2 separate regions of the Homo sapiens genome follow, and region 2 is linked to region 1. Evidence: chromatin contacts called from ENCODE Hi-C data. All regions are on one chromosome and are shown on one strand. The core of a region is the stretch at or near the end of the contact, and the rest is flanking DNA. Distances in the headings are between cores, read along the strand shown.

Region 1 (6,672 bases), core at 1,046-3,545:
GGTCTGTCGCCCAGGCTGGAGTGTAGTGGTGCGATCTCGGTGGAGCAGAGTTTTTAAGGATAACTTGATGGGTGAGGGGAAGCCAGTGAGCCAGGAGTGCTGATTGGTCAGAGATGAAATCACAGGGAGTCGGAGCTGTCTTCTTGCGCTCAGTCAGTTCCTGGGTTGGGGGGCCACAAGATCAGATGGGCCAGTTTATTGATCTGGGTAAGGCCAGCTGATCCATCAAGTGCAGGGTCTGTGAAATATCTCAAGCACTGATCTTAGGAGCAGTTTAGGGAGGGTCAGAATCTTGTACCCTCCAGCTGCATGACTCCTAAACCATAATTTCTAATCTTGTGGCTAATGTTAGTCCTACAAAGGCAATCCAGTCGCCAGACAAGAAGGAGGTCTGCTTTGGGAAAGGGCTGTTACCATGTTTGTTTAAACTATAAACTACAAACTAAATCTCTCCCAAAGTTAGTTCAGCCTTTGCCCAGGAATGAACAAGGATAGCTTGGAGGTTAGAAGCAAGATGGAGTAAGTTAACTTAGATCTCTTTCGCTGTGTCAGTCATAATTTTGCAAAGGCGGTTTCAGTGGTTCTCTGACCCAGCCAATGATGCTAAATTCCCTTATTTTATGTCCCACGTAGCACAACACAGATCACCTTTTTTTTTTTTGGAGACGGAGTCTTGCTCCGTCACCCAGGCTGGAGTACAGTGTTACGATCTCGGCTCACTGCAAGCTCCGCCTTCCGGGTTCACGCCATTCTCCTGCCTCAGCCTCCTGAGTAGCTGGGACCACAGGCGCCCAGCCACCACGCCCGGCTAATTTTTTTGTATTTTTAGTAGAGATGGGGTTTCACCGTGTTAGCCAGGATGGTCTCCATCTTCTGACCTCGTGATCTGCCCACCTCGGCCTCCCAAAGTGCTGGGATTACAGGCGTGAGCCACCGCGCCCGGCAAGATCACCTTTTTAAAGTAGTTTATATTTTGGGTGTTTACTAAGCCCTTTATTTCTATTTATTATTTTTTGAGACAGTCTTGCTGTGTCGCCCAGGCTGGAGTGCAATGGCACAATCTAGGCTCACTGCAGCCTCCACCTACCAGGTTCAAGCGATTCCCCTGCCTCAGCCTCCCAAGTAGCTGGGATTACAGGTGTGCGCCACCACACCCAGCTAATTTTTGTATTTTTAGTACAGACCGGGTTTCACTATGTTGGCCAGGCTGGTCTCGAACTCCTGGCCTCATGTGATCCGCCCGCCTCGGCCTCCCAAAGTGCTGGTATTACAGGTGTGAGCCACCGCGCCGGACCTTACTATGCCCTTTAGATCTGAGCTCGGGCGGCCCCCTCTAGGCAGCCCTGCTGGCCTCAGGTCCCTGGGTCAGCCAGTTCCTCTGAGCTCCGGGGCTCCCACTTTCCCGACCACTCTGGGTTGACAGTGATGGATCAGGAGTATATCTCCCAGTGCTGAGCAAAAAGGCCGCATAGTCTGTCAACCGAATGAAAGGACGGCGTATGAGCGCATTAATGAGTACACAGATGAATGTCCTCTCTGGCTCAAAGTCCTTTTCCGGATTCCCAGGCCATGTCTCCAGAACCCAGACTTCACCCCCGAACCATGCCCCTAATCCAGACTTATTGACTACAGTAAAACTGAGGCACGTCGACGTCCTAAACGGAGGATATACAAGCACCTCCTAGATCAGTGGGGAAACTGAGGCACACGGTGCCGCTTTTGAAATGAAGTTGCCCAAGGACAGCCGGGCAAAGGACCCCGTCCGGTTTCTCCTCAGCCCCTCCCCTAGCTCCTCTATCCTGGAAAGCCCCGTCCAAATTTCTCCCATCTCTCACACTATTGGTTTAACAGGGCATCAGTCTCCAAGCGCTCTCTTCCTTTATCGGCTGGCATTTCCTACTCGCGTGGTGGCTCCTTGACCCGCCCCTTACGCCCCGCCCCGCCCTCACTACTGGGCCACCCGTACGCCCCTCTATCAGAAACCCCCCACTATTGGCCACTGGACTTTGCCGGTTCGGGCTGTGATTGGTCGTAGACAGAAGTCCATCCCCTAAGCAACCACCTGACAGGGGTTGGAGAAAGGAAAAAGGTTGGAGGGAATTCGGGTCAGACTCACGTTGAGCCGGCGGGAGGCAGATATAGGTCTTGAAGAACTCGCTTCGGCGGGCGGCCTCCTTAATACGGTTGGCAAGCGGCTTGCTGACCTGCCGGATGCCCAAGTATAGCAGCTTCGCCATAGGGAACGCGCCCACCACCATCTTGGCGGTCTCACAGGGCACGCGCAACCTTGCTGACTGGGCGGGGCGCCTCAACCTCTTCACTCCTCCCCCGCCCTCTCGTGGCCATGCGTGCGTCAGTACGTATGTACGTACGCTCGAGGGAAACTTCAGAGGCGCATCCTGACGTCACCCCGTCGACGCTGGCGTAGCGACGTCCGTTCGCTGAATATGCAAATATACACGGAAGTGAGGCGGGTCAGGGGGCGGTGCCGTTAAACGGATGCTGGAAGGCGTGTGGATTCCCACGCCCGCCTTGGCCAACGTCACTGTACTCCTTCGTGATGTCACGTTCCGAGTTGGCGTCCCCACCCAAAGGAGGCTCTTAATTAGTCCTAATTAGTCCTATGAGCCCCAAATACACCTTCCTCTGCAAGCTAGGGCTCTCATTGGGATTAAGAGGAAGCCGCGCGGTCATACAGACTTTGGCTGGGATCCCAGCTCTGCCATTTCCTCGCTGTGTAATATTAGATGAGTGGCATAACCTCTCTGGACTTCAGTATTACCGTCTACCAAATGGGAATCCTAATAGCAGTTGCCTCTTTGGGTTGTTGTGAGGCTTCTATGCTAATCTTGAGTGTAAAACAGTGGACCATGGGAAGTGGTTAGAATGGTGCCATTCATATAGTTAAGCGCTCAGTAAATAGCCCTTCTTACTATACAGGTCATGATTGCATTATTAATGCTAAATCCAGCCTGAGGGTGCATTTCACCCCCAGAAGCAGCGAATCCAACCCTTTCCCAAGTAACTGACAAGGAAACTGAGGCCCAGAGCAGGGCAGGGGGTGGCACAAGGTTCCTGCAGAGGTTGATAGCCTGGCATCTTGGCCAATAAAACCATACCCGTTCTCAAGCAACCCAACTTCCTTCATTAGGAGGTAGGTTCCCCAGGGAGCTAGTTCAGAAATAAATTTAAGGACATGTCCCAGACTGTCCTTTCTTACCCAGCAGGGAGTAAAATCATATAAACAATGTCAGGAAGGGGTTGAGAGAAATTCCTGGATGATGGAGTGCTGATGGGTAATTGAGAGATTCTCGGAGGCAGAGGGACAGAAGAAAACAGGAACAGAGGACTGGCCGCCATGGCTCACGCCTGTAATCCCAGCACTTTGGGAGGCTGAGGAGGGTGGATCACCTGAGGTCAGGAGTTTGAGACCAACCTGGCTAACATCGTGAAATCCCATCTCCACTAAAAAAAAAAAAAAATTTAGCCGGGCATGGTGGCGGGCACCTGTAATCCCAGGTACTCTGGAGGCTGAGGCAGGAGAATCGCTTGAACCTGGGAGGTAGAGGTTGCAGTGAGCCGAGATCACGCCGCTGCACTCCAGTCTTGGCGACAGAGCGAGACTCCGTCTCAAAAAAAAAAAAAAAAAAAAAAGGAAAACAGGAACAGAGGAGTGGTGTGTAGGAGGAAACATACATTCAGGACACAGAATCAGGGGGCTCTGGACTTCTTTGGTATCCAGTCTGACTCTCTGAGTGTCCTTTGTCAAGCTCCTGGCACTGAGGGACCTGCGTTTCCTCATCTTTACTGATGGTGCTGGTGTGTGTGTGAACCCTGATATTCTGAATTACTAAGAATGCCAGGATTCCATAAAAACAACCTTTTCCAGGGTCCCTTCCACACGGAAGGTATGCAGAAACTTGGGACTACCTAAGGTCCATCATCCATTTGGGACCAGCCCCCTTCCCATTTTACAGATCGTTTGAGCCTGGGAGGTTGAAGCTGTGGTGAGCCATGAGCTCCACTGCACTCCAGCCTAGGCAACACAACAAGACCCTGTCTCAAAAAACATAAAATTTCTGTCCCCAGGCCGGGCGCAGTGGCTCACGCCTGTAATCCCAGCACTTTGGGAGGCACAGGTAGGCGGATCATGTGAGGTCAGGAGTTCGAGACAAGCCTGGCCAACACGATGAAACCCCATCTCTACTAAAAATACAAAAAATTCGCTGGGCGTGGTGGCGCACACCTGTAATCCCAGCTACTCCAGAGGCTGAGACAGGAGAATCACTTGATCTCGGGAGGCGGAGGTTGTAGTGAGCCGAGATCGTGCCAATGCACTCCAGCCTGGGTGACAGAGCGAGGCTCTGTTTCAAAACAAAACAAAAAAAATTGGCCGGGCGTGGTGGCTGACGCCCAGCACTTTGGTAGGCTGAGGTGGGCAGATCATGAGGTCAGGAGATCGAGACCATCCTGGCTAACACGGTGAAACCCCGTCTCTACTAAAAAAATACAAAAAATTAACCGGGCGTGGTGGCGGGCGCCTGTAGTCCCAGCTACTCGGGAGGCTGAGGCAGGAGAATGGCGTGAACCCAGGAGGCGGAGCTTGCAGTGAGCCGAGATGGCGCCACTGCACTCCAGCCTAGGCAACAGAGTGAGACTCCATCTCAAAAAAAAAAAAAATTGGCCAGGCACGGTGGCTCACGCCTGTAATCCCAGCACTTTGGGAGGCCGAGGCGGGTGGATCACCTGAGGTCAGGAGTTTGAGACCAGTCTGGCCAACATGGAGAAACCCCGTCTCTACTAAAAATACAAAATTAGCAGAGCGTGGTGGCACATGCCTGTAATTCCAGCTACTCGGGAGGCTGAGGCAGGAGAATTGCTTGAACCCAGGAGGCGGAAGTTGCGGTGAGCCGAGATCGCGCCATTGCACTCCAGCCTGGGCAACCAAGAGCGAAACTCAGTCTCAAAAAAAAAAAAAAGAGAGAAAAGAAAAATTCTGGCCCCATCACCTCCATTCCCATAGCTTTACAGCAGTGGGATGGGGTGGGAAGACTACTAGGCCTCCCAGATCCCAGGCCTCCCTCTCTTCTCTAGCCCTCCAGCCCACCAACACCAAAGCCCTGATTTCCGCCATCTCTGTGCTCCCTCCACCCCAGAAAAATCATTGAGTGCATTTTTCCCCCTATTCCTCTCCTCCTTCTTCCTTTCTCTGAGAAGGGTTCCCGGGAAAGTCTTCTGGGAACCTTTGTGAAGGGAGAGGAGGGCCCGGGGGAGCGGGGTGGTAGGAGGGTTGTGAGTGAATCTTCACACCTCAGGAGTCTGTTTACACACCCGTAAGGAGGAAGAGGAGAGGAGACCTTCTCTGAAGGGTGAGGCCTTTTCAGAGCTGGGTGCTTCTTCCTGCTCTCCAGCCTGGTCATGGAACAGTGGCCATTCCTGGTGACCCCTGAGACCAGGGGAGGGAGGGCAGCCTTGGCCATCCTGGGGCATGGGAACACAAGCAGAGATGGGGAGGGGAGAGGGAACCCAAGATGGCTCCAGCGCTGACTCACCAGCCATGGGACCTTGGACTGGTTGCCTGGCCTCTCTGGTGACCGCCCTAGACTAGGGCCTGGGATCCTTCCTGGAAGTTTTTTCTGCTCACAGCCCCTAGTCACCCTTTTCCTGGAATGAGTGAGGTACTCGTGTTTCATAATCCCTCTGGCCCCTGTGCTTCTTCCATTAAAATAAATCCAAGGCTGGGCACGGTGGCTCAAGCCTGTAATCCCAGCACTTTGAGAGGCTGAGGTGGGAGGATCACTTGAGGCCAGGATTTCAAGATCAGCCTGGCCAACATGGAGAAACCCCGTCTCTACTAAAAATACAAAAATTAGCCAGGCGTGGTGGTGCATGCCTGTAATCCCAGCTACTCAGGAAGCTGAGGCACAAGAGTTGCCTGATCCCAGGAGGCGGAGGTTGCAGTGAGCCGAGATCCTGACACTGTACTCCAGCTTGGGCAACAGAGCGAGATTCTGTCTCAAAATAAATAAATAAACAAACAAAAATAAAACTCCAAAAGCTGATCACTGCTCCTTGTTAAATCCACAACCACCACCCACCCGGCCCAACTGACAGCACCTCCCTCTTGGACTCCTGCAGTCACCTCCTCACTGGGCTCCTGACTTCTATCCTTGTCTCCCATATTCCTTTTTTATTTTGAGACAGGGTCTCGCTCTGTCGCCCAGGCTGGAGTGCAGTGGTGCAATCACTGCTCATCACAGCCTCCACCTCCTGGCTCAAGTGATCCTCCGGTCTCAGCCTACCAAGTAGCTGGGACTACAGACACATACCACCATGCCCGGCTAATTTTTAAAATTTCTGTAGAAACTGGGTCTCCCTATGTTGCCTAGGCTGGTCCCAAACTCCTGGCCTCAAGCAGTCCTCCTGCCTCAGCCTCCCAAAGTGCTGGGATTACAGGCTTGAGCCACTGTGCCCAGCCAATCTCCCATATTCTACTCCCCACTCAACAGCCCGTGGGATACTGTTAATACTTAAGTCAAATCACCTTCATCCTCTACTGAGAACCCCCTCATAGCTCCCATTTATCTCAGATTAAAAGGCAGAGTCCTCACTAGGATTTACATGGCCCCACACGACCTGCTGTCCCCTCTCTTGTCTCATTTCCCCTTTCCT
Region 2 (6,672 bases), core at 1,348-3,847, 2.8 Mb after region 1:
GCCCGCCTCGGCCTCCCAAAGTGCTGGGATTACAGGCGTGAGCCACCGCGCCCGGCCTTGAACCACTTCTTTATGTTTCCTATGTCAATGTCCTGGGTAATTGTCTTCACTTCTCTGAGCCTCAGTTTCCTCACTGGCAACAGAGGATTACACGCTCTTTCTTGGAGGGCTACGGTGAGAATTTGATGAGATTACACATGTCCTATATACACATGTGTTTACATATATGTGCATATATTTGTATATTTATGTGTGTATATTTGTGTACTTTTGTGTGCATATATTTGTGTGTGCGTGTATTTGTGTGTGTGCATTTGTATGTGTATATTTGTGTATTTGTGTACACATATTTGTGTATTTGTGTGTGTACTTGTATGCATATACTTGTGTGTATTTGTGTGTGTGTATTTGTGTGTGTATCAAGTCCAGCACAGAATTGAGTACATACAGTAGGTGTTCAGTAAATAAATGTTAAATTAATGAATGATGGTGAGGTGTGGTGGCTCATACCTGTAATCTCAGCACTTTGGGAAGCCAAGATGGGCAGATCACTTGAGGCCAGGAGTTCGAGACCAGCCTGGCCAACATGGCAATACCCTGTCTCTACTAAAAATACAAAAATTAGCCAGGCAAGAGTCCCAGCCTCTCGGGGGCTGAGGAAGGAGGATCACTTGAGTCTAGGAGGCAGAGGTTGCAGTGAGCTGAGATTGTGCCACTGCACTCCAGTCTGGGCAACAGAGTGAGACCCTGTCTCACAAAAATAAATAAAGAAAAATAAATGAATAATAATCCTCAAAATCCTCAATAATGACAATGATGATGATGGTGGCAATAAGACCTCAGGTTCTAGAGTGAGACCAAGACTAGGATGAGGTGAATATGGCACCCAAGGGTGCAAAATTTAACGGGGCACTCACTCTTAGGGTCAAGCGAGTGCCCTACTTGCCTAACCCTAGTCCTGGGCCAGCTCTGGAGTCAGACCACTTTGGTTCAAATCTAAGCCACTATGTTGTGGCCTTGGGTAAGTCACTTTCCTTCCCTATGCTTCCATTATCTCATCTGTAAAATGGGGATGATGGTGGTATCTCTCTTACTGATGATTCAACAATACATGAAAAATGTCTGGCACAGTGCCATGGAGTCAGAGCTCAAATTGTGTGATAATAATTATGATTACAGCGTTGTGACTTTATAGGTACAATTATTATCAGGTAGTAGAAATAGTAATGATGAGGATGATTACTATACCCATCTTAAAGAGGGAAAAACCATGCCCCAGAGAGTGCCTGTTCAAGCCCTCAGAACAAGCCAGAGTTGGGAATGGATGCTGCGTCTGCATCTCGGAGACCTGGCTCCTGCATTCCAGCTCATCTCCCGCCCACTAGGGAAACACGAAGGGACCCGGGAACTACAACTCCCAGGAGGCGCCAGGGCAGCTCTCTGCAGCAACTAGGGCCCTGCCGCCGCGAAGCCTGCTGGGAGCCGTAGTCCCCAGGCTCTTGGGCCTGGGACAGGCGGTACCTGTATTAGGAGGCGGAGCAGCTGCTCCTTGGAGAAGGGAATGAAGCGCTCGCGGTACTGCTGGGCCCAGTCGCGGGGCTCCCTGGGGTTCCACATCTTGCGATACTCCCCCATTTTGGCTGCCAGCGATGAGAGGGCCCGGGGGGGCCCGAGGAGCGCGGGCAACAGTGGCCATACTCGGACCCTGGACCCCCAGACCCCCCGGGTCACATGCAGCATGGCTAGACCCTTTCCCCGGAGCCTAAACAGAGGAAAATGGGCAGGGGTCAAAGGCCATCTAGAGGAAAAGCGCCCTCTCCACCTCCACGTCCCACCCTCCAGAAGCCGTCTCTACCCCAGGCAGGGCGCAGAGCCCATCCGCTCGCCTCAAAGCCCCTGTTGCCTGTCCCCTTCCCACACTGCTCAGTTGGCCTGGGTCCCAGACAGGGGTCAGAGGTCTTAGGTTCTGGGGCGTTTTTCAGGCCCAGAGACCCTGTAGTGGTACAACGTTTCTTTGGGGTCTAGACAGCGAGGTAGATCTTAGGAGAGCAGGAAATGCTCGTAAAGGTTACCTAGGGGGTGCAGGGCCGCCCTCCCTGGCCATGCAATCCCCCGATTTCTCCCTCACCTTAGCCAAAGCTCGACTGTCATTGAGCCTCCTGCGCATGTGCAGGAGGGCGTCCTGGGCTCCCGAGGTTCGGCTTCACCCAGCAGTAAAACGCATGCGCAAAGCTTCGGTCAATGCGGGCTGTCCATTTCTCACCGCCGACTCCCTACATCAACTACGCATGCGTTGCCTGCCTTTCTCCACCGCCGGCCTCGTTTGGGCGCGACGCATGCGCCGCAGGAGTGTCTCCTTGTCAGCTTGCTACAAAGGGAAGGGGCGGTGTGGACGCGAGACTCCCTAGAGGGATGGGGCGGGGTAGGGCTCCCGCGCGCAGTCCGCCAACGGCGCGCAGTCCAACGTTCGCCGAGGCCACGCCCCGGCTCGTGTCAGCTCCTGAGTAGGCGGAAAGAGGGAGGGGGCGGGACTTGGGCGCAGCCAATCAGCTGTGGAGGAGCGAAAAGGCGGGAAAAAGCGGAACCAAAAGAAGGCTGAGGTGGCGCTAGGGACCAGGAGGGGTGGGGGTGGCGAAAGGAAGGGCGGGCCCTCAGGTGACGCAGATTGGCCCTCCAGAGAAGGGGCGGCCCCTTCTCAGGTGCCGTCACCCCCAAACCTCAGCACTGCCATTCCAGGTCCTTAAAGGGGAGACCGCGATTCTAAGAAGGTAGCCCAGTGCCGGGGCGTGGCCTCATTCTGAGGTTCCCCACAAATCCGAGGTCCCGACTCCCAGCTTGAGGAGGTGCACTTCCGTGAAAATGGAGCTGAATTCGAAAGGGAGGCCCTTATTCTGGGAAATGGCCCCAAGTGACAAGGACAGCCTGAAATATGCCCTGAGATACCTGGGTTCTCCACGAAGGGTGCTGTCACCCCCAAACCTGAAAGGGATTATTCGGTTTCAGACCTCCCAGGGGCTCTGATCTCAATGGCCGCACCCCCTAGTCCCCAGAAAGTCCCACCTGTGTCCTCTCACAGAAGGACCCAGTCCCTCTGCAGGCCCTTCAGCTCCTGGGTCACAAGACGTGGTCCCCAAATATCCCAGCCCTCCCCTGCACTCCACCTCTGGGATCCCTGACAGCCCTCTCGCCCAACAACCCCCTCAGCCCACATTCCTGACTTCTGGAACCTGAAGCAGCCCCTTCACTTATGTCCCCCACTCCTGGGACCCCCAGAATCACCCTCACCCCAGGCCCTCACCTCTCTGGAATCCTCCATAGACCCCCTTAACCCACACCTCAACCCAGGGGACCCTTAGCGACTCTCTCATCCTGCACCTCCACCTCTGTGACCCCTGGCAGCCCTCCCCACACGACACCTTGCCTGGGACCCCTAGTATCCCCATCCTATGCCCCCCTCTCCTGGGACCCCCAGAAAGCTCCCTCACCACACACAACCCCATTCCTGGGAACCCCCAGCACCCGCATCCTATGTCCCCCACTTCAGGGACCCCTAGCAGCCCTCTCCACACAACACCTTTCCTGGGACCCCCCAGAACCCCCATCCTATGCCTCCCACTTCTGGGACCCCTAGTAGCCCCCTCACCACACAACCCCATTCCTGGGACCCCCAGCACCCCCATCCTATGCCCCCCACTCCTGGGGCCCACAGAAGCCCCCTCAGCACACACAACCTCATTCCCTGGGACCCACCTGCACCCCCATCCTACGTCCCCGACTTCTGGGGCCCCTGACAGCCCATTCACCCCACACCCTGACTCCTAAGAGGCTCAGCAGTCCCCTCACCCCACACAACTCCATTCCGGGGACCCCCCCCATCCCCACCCCATGTCCCCCAATCCTGGGGCCCCCAACAGCCCTTCCACCCCGTGCCCCTGACTGGCATCCCCCATCTGTGTCATCCCACAGCAGCCAAGCCCAGGGCTGGCCTGAAGCCCCCGGACGGCAGTGCCCAGCAGGCAGCGCCCAGCACCCTGGCTCCCACCTCCCAGTGGCCCCAAAGGAAAACAGCTGCCATGCACATCCCCAAAAGCCTCCAGGAGCTGGCCAACAGCGAAGCCGTGCAGTTTCTGAGAAGGCCCAAGACCATCACGCGGGTCTTCGAAGGGGTGAGGCCCTCCCATGGCCCGACTGTGCCCCTGGGTGACAGGAGCCAGGAGCTCTCAACTCCCAGACACAGTGCGGGAGATGGGAGGACAAGGAAGGGGTCAGACGGGGAAACAAGACAACGGAGCAAATGCTGACACCACCTTTTCCTGAGCACCCCACTATAGGCCCTATGCTATTGAGGCACTGATGGACTCTCATAGTAAGGAACAGCCCTCACAGTAGGTGCTGCAAGTCCCATCTCTGAGATAACAAAACTAGGGCTTAGAAAAGTTAAGTAAATTTTTTTTCTTTGAAACAATCTTAATTAGCCAGGCATAGTGGCACACACCTGTAATCCTAGCTACTGAGGAGGCTGAGGCAGGAGAATCACTCGAACCCGGGTGGTGGAGTTTGCAGTGAGTGGAGATCATACCACTGCACTCCAGCCCAGGCAACAGAGCCAGACTCCATCTCAAAAAAAAAAAAAAGAAAAAAGAAAAGAAAGAAACAGTTTCGCTCTGTTGCCCAGGCTGGAGTGCAAAAAGCAGTGGCGTGATCTCCGCTCACTGGAACTCCACCTCCTGGGTTCAAGCGATTCTCCTGCCTCAGCTTCCCAAGTAGCTGGGATTACAGGTGTGCGCCACTGCGCCTGGCTAATTTTTGTATTTTTAGTAGAGATGGGGTTTCGCCATGTTGGCCAGGCTGGCCTCAAACTCCTGACGTCAAGTGTTCTGCCCACCTCAGCCTCCCAAAGTGCTGGGATTATAGGTGTCAGCCACCGCGCCCAGCCTAAGTAAATTTTTTAAATCTGGGATGTCCAGTGGGGTAGCCACAGCCACATGTGGCTACCTCACTTTGCACTAATTAAAATAAAAGTCCATTCTTCACTCACAGTGGCCACATTTTAGGTGCTCAACAGCCACATGTGGCTGGGGACTCTCATATTAGACAGTACAGGCTGGGTGTGGTGGTTCATGCCTGTAAAACCAGCACCTTGGTAGGCCAAGGCAGGCAGATCATTTGAGGTCAGGAGTTCGAGACCAGCCTGGCCAACATGGCGAAAACCCATCTCTACTAAAAATACAAAAATTATCCAGGCATGGTGGCGCAAGCCTGTAGTCCCAGTTACTTAGGGGGCTGAGGCTCAAGGATGGCTTGAGCCCATGTGGCGGAGGTTGCACTGCAGCCTCGGTGACAGAGTGAGACTCTGTCTCAAAAAAAAAAAAAAAAATTGTGGCTGGGCACGGTGGCTCACACCTGTAATCCCAGCACTTTGGGAGGCCGAGGCGGGCGGATCGTGAGGTGAGGAGATCGAGACCATCCTGGCTAACACGGTGAAACCCCATCTCTACTAAAAATACAAAAAAATTAGCTGGGTGTGGTGGCAGGCGCCTGTGGTCCCAGCTACTCTGGAGGCTGAGGCAGGAGAATGGCGTGAACCCGGGAGGTGGAGCTTGCAGTGAGCCGAGATCACACCACTGCACTGCAGCCTGGGCGACAGAGCGAGACTCCATTTAAAAAAAAAAAAAAATTAGTGCAGATATGGGACATTTTCATCATGCCAGAGAGTTCTATTAGACAGCATTGGCTAAGGTCACGCAGTAACAGGCAGGGGCAGGATTCAAACTCAGATCTGTGAGATGCCAGAGCCCATTTATTTTCCACCTCCCAGTTGAGGGAGGAGGAGAAGGAGAGGAACAGGGGCTGGGGCTTCTAGGAAGAGAATAAGGAGTGCAGCCCTGAAGTGCCAGATGTTGGGTGGTAACCGTGTGCCAGGCACCATGCCACCGTTCATTTCATCATCCCCACACTCCTGAAGAATCTGGACACCTGGAGTCAAATCCTCATTCAGCCCAGACTTTGCTGTGTGATCTTGAACCAATCACTGTTCATCTCTGGATCTCAGTACATGAAGGGTTAGGGCTGTGGCTCTGACCTTTAACCTGTGCTGCTTCCACCACTCCGCTTTAACAGAATTGGAAACTAAGGCCCAGGGAGATGTTGAGACTTGATCGAGGTCTTAGGAGTAGGTGGAGTTCCCCGGCTCAGACCCAGGGTCTCCACCCCCAGAGTGCTAATCCAGAGTATCTCCTCTCTGCCCCTTCTAGAGCCTGAGCTTGGAGAAGGAACAAACAGGCCTGGAATCCTGGCTCAGGCACGTGCTGTCCATGCAAAGTGGCATACTGCCCAGTTTACCTGGGCCAGGCCTGATGTCCTTACCAGCAGCAGCAACTTTCTTTCTCAAAAGTGCCCCTTTGGTTTGATGGCTTGCCTGGTCACCCTGTGTCCGTGTGACCCTGAGCAAGCTATGTGATTTCTCTGAACATCTCCTTACTCTCGTCTGTAAAAAGAGGATCCTAATAATCTACTCCTAGGAAGAATCATTGTGAAAATGTAACAAATTAATGCCTATAAACTGATTAGCATGGGCCAGGCAAGTAGTGATCTTTCCTTAGTGATTTTTTTTTCTTTTTCTTTCTTTTTTTTGAGACAGACCCTTGCTCTGTCACCCAGGCTGGAGTACAG

Evidence for each region. A loop is a pair of places that touch in the nucleus more often than their neighbours do. Pooled maps may share reads with other maps.
Region 2: a loop to region 1 is called in a map of CD8-positive, alpha-beta T cell, with 24 times the contacts of the local background. The contact joins the promoter of SYNGR4 here to the promoter of OPA3 in region 1. A Hi-C loop is called at or near these places in 2 of 168 maps with a recorded cell type or tissue (CD8-positive, alpha-beta T cell and naive thymus-derived CD4-positive, alpha-beta T cell) and 6 of 50 pooled maps.

What each region holds. Positions count from the first base shown.
Region 1 is chr19:45,582,507-45,589,178 of GRCh38, forward strand. OPA3 (outer mitochondrial membrane lipid metabolism regulator OPA3) reads right to left here and starts at 2,296. Exons shown (of 2, transcript NM_025136.4): 1 at 2,117-2,296. The coding sequence starts at 2,258. RefSeq lists enhancers at 1-404, 405-1,340, 2,176-2,355.
Region 2 is chr19:48,361,770-48,368,441 of GRCh38, forward strand. SYNGR4 (synaptogyrin 4) reads left to right here and starts at 2,598. Exons shown (of 5, transcript NM_012451.4): 1 at 2,598-2,768; 2 at 3,967-4,166. The coding sequence starts at 4,074. It overlaps TMEM143 (transmembrane protein 143), which reads right to left and starts at 2,171. Exons shown (of 8, transcript NM_018273.4): 1 at 2,129-2,171; 2 at 1,522-1,762. The coding sequence starts at 2,151. RefSeq lists enhancers at 1,723-1,772, 2,253-2,372, 2,743-2,892.